2 separate regions of the Homo sapiens genome follow, and region 2 is linked to region 1. A link is an interaction called in ENCODE POLR2A ChIA-PET data of the cell type or tissue named here. Cell type or tissue: CD4-positive, alpha-beta T cell. All regions are shown on one strand. Each heading gives the region's core, and the rest is flanking DNA. Links, peaks and the distances in the headings are about the cores only.

Region 1 (2,907 bases), core at 316-2,815:
AAGTTTGAGAAGTATCAATAATGGTGCTGTTTGTGTTGCATTGTGCTCAGTCAAATACACCCACATGGATTCTGGAATTTATGGTAGCATAGATGTATAGAGGAATCAGGTCAATAAGGGTAACGGGAGAACAAGGGGCTTAAAACGGTGGGGGTGGGCTTAAGAAAATCTTTAAAGGCTGCTTTAGCTTGTGTTAGAAATAGCACGTTAGTAGGGGGAAGCTTTGGTATAGTGAGGTCTCGGTGGTAGTTGAAGCTATATTGGGACTAAGAGGTTGGCCATTCTTGTACTATGACCAAGTAGGACATTCCTACCCTGAATGAAGAGGAATTCATGCATAGCTAACAGGTTGAGGCATAGGAAGAATTGGTAGACTTTAGTAGTTGTGGAGCTGCCTATAGAGTGCTAAAAAAAGGTTGTTGACAATTAGTGCATATGAAGGTGATTTTAGCCAGAAGTATGAGTAATGACCATAGAGCATTAGGTTGCATAGTTCCACAGAAAGTAGATTAGGACCAAAGTGAGATGCTTGCTGATTAAGAGATACTGTGAACACAATGAGTATTAGAGAGAGAGATCAATACTCAGATTATGACTTTGAGGTTTAAATCTAGGAGGGGCATAGCAAACACTTCCCTGTAGAGGGTGATGGTTTACAGTAAAAAAAAATATTAGTAAGTCTGCAAAGAGTATTATGACTTGTAATATAAAGGCCAAAATATTACTAACAATTGCTGATGAACTAAGGCAGTCAAAAGTAAAATAACTAAATAATTAGGCTAAAAAAATTCATATTAGATAAAGCTAGCTTTTTTTTTTTGAGACGGAGTCTGGCTCTGTCACCCAGCCTGGAGAGCAGTGACGCCATCTCAACTAACAAGAAGCTCCGTCTCCTGGGTTCACGCCATTCTCCTGCCTCAGCCTCCCGAGTAGCTGGGACTACAGGCGCCCCCCACCACGCCCGGCTAATTTTTGTATTTTGAATAGAGACGGGGTTTCACCGTGTTAGCCAGGATGGTCTCGATCTCCGGACCTCGTGATCCACCCGCCCCGGCCTCCCAAAGTGCTAGGATTACAGGCGTGAGCCACTGCGCCCGGCCAACATTTTATTCATTTATTTGTTTATTTTTTGAGACGGAGTCTCACTCTGTCGCCCAGGCTGGAGTGCAGTGGCGCGATCTCAGCTCACTGCAACCTCCACCCCCCAGGTTCAAGCGATTCTCCTGTCTCAGCTTCATGAGTAGCTGGGATTACAGGCGCCCACCACCATGCCTGGCTAATTTTTATATTTTTTAGTAGAGACGGGGTTTCACCATCTTGGCCAGGCTGGTCTTGAACTCCTCACCCCGTGATCCCCCCACCTCGGCCTCCCAAAGCTTTGGGATTACTGGCGTGAGCAACCGTGCTCAGCCTAACATTTTATTTTTTAGAGGTTTGCTTTCCTCTTCAAATCTCAGGTGTCCTACTCAAAACACCACAGGCCAGAAAGGTTATGAAATGTAAAATATTAAAATAATTGTCACTATATTGTTTCCATTTGTGAACAAGTGTGTCTGTGTGTGTGCGCGCGCGCGTGCACAATTTATAAATTGACGTAACGTTACACACCAGAAGGTTAAAATGAACCCTGTGCAGAGCCAAGCCTAGCACAGAGATTAAGCGCCGCCTGAAAGTGCCTGGAGGTACTAGTCTGTCACTCTTGCCTCATTCAGTGCATTGTATGGTCACAATTTCTGTCATTCAAAGCCTGAGGGCGTGAAGCCTGGACCCATATCCAATCAGAGCGCTTGACTGAGAACTGCCCAATCAGGCGCGCAGTCTGAGAGGAGGGGGCGGCATCCGGGATCTTCGGCGGCCTTGGCCTGTTGCTTCAGCCTGAGCTCGGTTAGGGCCTCACTTCCCTGCTTCCACACCTCAGGGAGGCCTCGGTGATTTTGCCAGAGCCTCAGCCTCCATCGCTCTGTAACCTGCGGGTATTGGATGATTCGTAGCTAAGACTTCGCGACACCCTTGAAGCTGAGAAATGGTGAGTGTGCGGGGCAGGGCGTCCCAAGGCTGGGGAGGCCTCATCAGAACCGGCGGCAAATGGCGGCGGCGGGACTGAGTCTGCGAACGGAGTCCCCGCTGCCGCCGCTTAGCCCTCGGTCCTCAGTCCCCTCCGGTGAGGGACCCGCGCTCCTGTCGGGGTCCCCGCAAGGCTGCTCTGGCCCAGCCTGCAGCCCTCCTTGTGCAGCTCTGCGCCGCAACCCTGCACCTTCCCCGGGCTGTGGGGTGAGGAGAAGCTCATCGGGAAGACGCCAGGTGCGGCGTGCGCAGGTACCGCGTAGGAGGAGCTGTGGTCCAGGGGTCCTGTCCCTACTTTACGGAATGAGATCGAGGCCCCATCAAAACATAGAGTTCATGTGAGCAAACGGGGACTCATTAATGGGGCAGCGCCGGCTGTGGCTCGTGGCTTGGGGGCTGCCAGCGGGTCTTGAAAAAAAAGACTTTTGTGAGGTGTGTGAGGAAGTGAAGCGAATCACCAGCCCGCCCCAACTTTCCCACCAGTCCCCTTGCCCTGTGCGCCTCCTCCGCGTGGCTGCTCCCGAGTGGCATCAGGATGATGATTGGTGGTCTTGTCTTGGGATGAAAAGCGTTTGTGTTGGGGTAAGGGACTCTGTGTGCTGTGTCTGCTTTCTCTAGCCGAGTAGTACTATAATGGGTCCAGGTGGAGGAGCATCACCGTTAACAGGAGACTTGATAAAAGACGCTAACTCATGGACTCTTTTCAAACCTGCAAAATTTTGGTACAGTGAGGCCTTTAACATCAAATAATTGATATGCGCATTGAAGCTTGAGAGACAGTGCTTAGCTAAGTGACTCTCAGCCCAGTCTTCCCGTAGTGAAGTGAAATCATCACCTGTGCCC
Region 2 (2,907 bases), core at 210-2,709, 420 kb after region 1:
TGCGGTTGAGATGAGCCAGGAGACTTCTGGGCACTGCGTGTGTTTTTGGCAGAAAACGCTAGGCGCAAAGCTGCCATGGGCACAATTCCTGAGGTGGAATCCTGTACTGGGAAGAGTGGGGCAATGCGAATGCCCGGTGGGCGTGCTCAGGAGTGGACTAGCATTGGGTGGGGGCTGGCAGCAGGGTGCAGGGAAGGGATGTTTCTCAGAACTCCTTTCCTCTTTGTTCTGGGTCCCCTCTCTCCCCGGAAGGAGACCTGGAGGAAAAGGACAGTGCCCAGCGGGACAGCACATATGCAGAACCCGGCCGCGCCTCCCGCAGACACCAGGCATCTTTCTCCAGCCCAGGCTCAGCCATGTCTTTCTTCTGACAGAAAACGTGCGGAGTTTCCTCAACACCAGTCAATGCTCCAACCCCAACGCGGTGTCCAGCAACTCACTAACGACACCACCCAGAGTCAGCGCAGACCCCACAAGCTCAGCGCTCTTCCCACAACTGCTCCCGCTGCAGACGCCAGTCCCTGCCTCTGGACACCCGTCTTCATTTCTGAACGCCTGTCTACAAACCAGGGGCGCCCACACCCTCAAGTTCAGCAATGTGGCAGAACTACTCACAGAACTGAGAAGCGCCGTGCGCACCGACACCAGCGTATTCTAAAAGATGTTACTCAGGAACAGCCACGCGGAGGAGGTGCACAGGGCAAAGGGACTGGTGGAATAGTTGGAGCGGGCGGGTGATTTGCTTCGCTTGCTCACACACCTCACAAAAGCCTTTCCTTCAAGACCCGCTGGCAGTCCCCAAACCAGGAGCCGCGGCCGACGCTGTCCCATTAATGAGACCCCGTTTGCTCACATGAACTTTGTTTCGATGGGGCCTCGATCTCATTCCGAACAGGGTAAAGTAGGGACCGGACCCCCGGACCACAGCTCCTCCCAGGCGGGCACCTCGCACGCGGGCGCCGGCGTCTTCCAGATGAGCTCCTCCTCACCCCGCGGCCCAGGGAAGGTGCGGGGCTGCGGGCGCAGAACTGCACAAGGAGGGCCGCAGGCTGGGCCAGAGCCGCCGTGCGGGGACCGACAGGAGCCCGGTCCGTCACCGGAGGGGACTGAGGGCTGAGAGGCGGCAGCGGGGACTCCGTTCGCAGACTCGGTCCCGCCGCCGCCATTTCCCGCCGGTTCCGATGAGGCCTCCCCAGCCTCCGGACGCCCTGCCCCGCACACTCACCATTTCCCGACTTCAGGGTATCCGGGAGTCTTAGCTACAAATTGTCCAATACCCTCAGGTCACAGAGCAACGGGAGGCAGAGGCTGTGGCTGAATCACCGAGGCCTCCCGGAGCCGAGAACGCAGAGAGCTGAAGCCCTAAACCAAGCCCTCGCAGGAGCCAGAGGAAAACGCCGCGCCAGATCCCGGAAGCCAACCCCTCCTCTCTGGCTGCGGGCCTGATTGGGCAGTTCTCATTCCGACACTCTGATTGGATATTACTCCAATCCCCGCCCTCGGGCCTTGAGTAACAGAATTTGCAACCATACACTCCACTGATGTGGCAAGAGTGACAGGCTGGGGCCTCCAGGCCCTTTCAGGCGGGGCTTTCTCTCCCGGCTTGGCCTGACGCAGCCCAGGGGTGTTTTTTTTAACCTTGTTGTGTGTAAGGTTATGTCCACTTGTAAAATACACTTACACACAGACGTGCACACACGCGCGCACACACACGCGCGCACACACACGCATGCACACATGCATGCACACACACTTTTTCACAAACGGAAGTGATATAATGACAATTATTTTAATATTTTAGATTTCATAACCCTTCTGGCCGCTAGTCTTTTGAGTAGGACACCTGAGATTTTAAGAGGGAAGCAATCCTTTAAAAAATAAAATATTAATTTGTGAATTTTGCGTTTTTATTAGCCACGTCAAAAATAATATTTAAAGAGTGAAGTTGTTTGTAATAATTTTTAACTCATTGTATCAAAATATTGTTTTAATATGTGATTGATATATAATTAGAAATAAAGTATATTTCTGATCTAATTCTTCTAAACTCACTGTGTATTTTATGTATTTCTGATCTAATTCTTCTAAACTCACTGTGTATTTTATGTTTGCAGCACATTTTACTTCAAACCAGTCACATTCCAGGTACCCAGTAGCTACATATGGCAGGTGGCTGCCACATTGAGCGCAGCCATGAGGGCTCTCTTCCCTTAGGGAAGTGAGGGCCTGAACACCTCTTTTCTGCTGGAAGTAAGGGACCAGCCTCTCTACCAACTTTTCTCCTCAGGCTCAAGGGTGGGTGGGACAGTGCCCCTAGAGAGAGCAGGGGCTGCAAGCTGAGAGTATCCACGTGAAGACCACGGTTTCCCAGTTGCTGTTTGGTGGAGGTGTGGTGGTCTCCTCGGTTCAGCCAGGTCGGGACTCTTGTGCCACGACCAAAAAGAATGAAGCACACGGATACCAGAGAGTGAGCAAGGCAGAGTAGGATTTATTAAGCAAAAGGAAAGCTCTCAGAAGCAAGAGGGGACCTGAAAGCAGGTTGCCAGAAATGAGGCTGAGGTCTGGGTCTTTTATGTGGCAAGAACAAGTATGTCTTCTGTGGGTTCTGCCCAAATGGGAGGGGTAAAGTTCCTCACTAAGGGTGTTGCATCTGCGCATGCCTGGGATTGGCCACAGTGACTCCATTTTGGTTATTACCCATGAGTGCCTAAGCGAAACTTACACGAGGAGAGCCAAAACCACAATGCTAATGTCATGTTAATGACCTTATAATGAGCTGGGTCAAGTTAAGGACATTTGGGTTGATTTATTGCGCCTGTGCTAAGTTGGGACAGTCCCTTTGGAGCAACATCCTGGCATAAGAGGAAGTTCTTAACCACATTTCTTCCTGCTAGCTACAGAGGTGGT

Evidence for each region. ChIA-PET counts read pairs that join two places held together with the same protein. Peaks named below come from ENCODE experiments on the same cell type or tissue, not always from the same donor. Only the 100,000 strongest peaks of a DNase experiment are listed, where the experiment ranks them.
Region 2: POLR2A ChIA-PET joins it to region 1 with 18 read pairs; 3 of 35 experiments call an interaction of 5 or more read pairs at or near these places.

Annotation. Positions count from the first base shown.
Region 1 is chr4:473,100-476,006 of GRCh38, reverse strand. All of the region lies in intron 1 of ZNF721 (zinc finger protein 721), which reads left to right. It also overlaps the pseudogene ABCA11P and the pseudogene LOC100533735. Among named protein-coding and RNA genes, the nearest start is that of ZNF721, 25 kb to the left of the region's middle. RefSeq lists a silencer at 1,599-1,818 and an enhancer at 1,869-2,108. In CD4-positive, alpha-beta T cell, for the core only: no CTCF peak of the experiment used is centred there; DNase peaks (open chromatin) are centred at 1,786 and 2,306; H3K4me3 peaks cover 1,494 bases; H3K27ac peaks cover 1,054 bases.
Region 2 is chr4:51,810-54,716 of GRCh38, reverse strand. It overlaps ZNF595 (zinc finger protein 595), which reads right to left and starts at 1,396. Exons shown (of 4, transcript NM_182524.4): 1 at 1,226-1,396. The coding sequence starts at 1,228. RefSeq lists enhancers at 1-593, 594-1,535. In CD4-positive, alpha-beta T cell, for the core only: no CTCF peak of the experiment used is centred there; no DNase peak of the experiment used is centred there; H3K4me3 peaks cover 226 bases.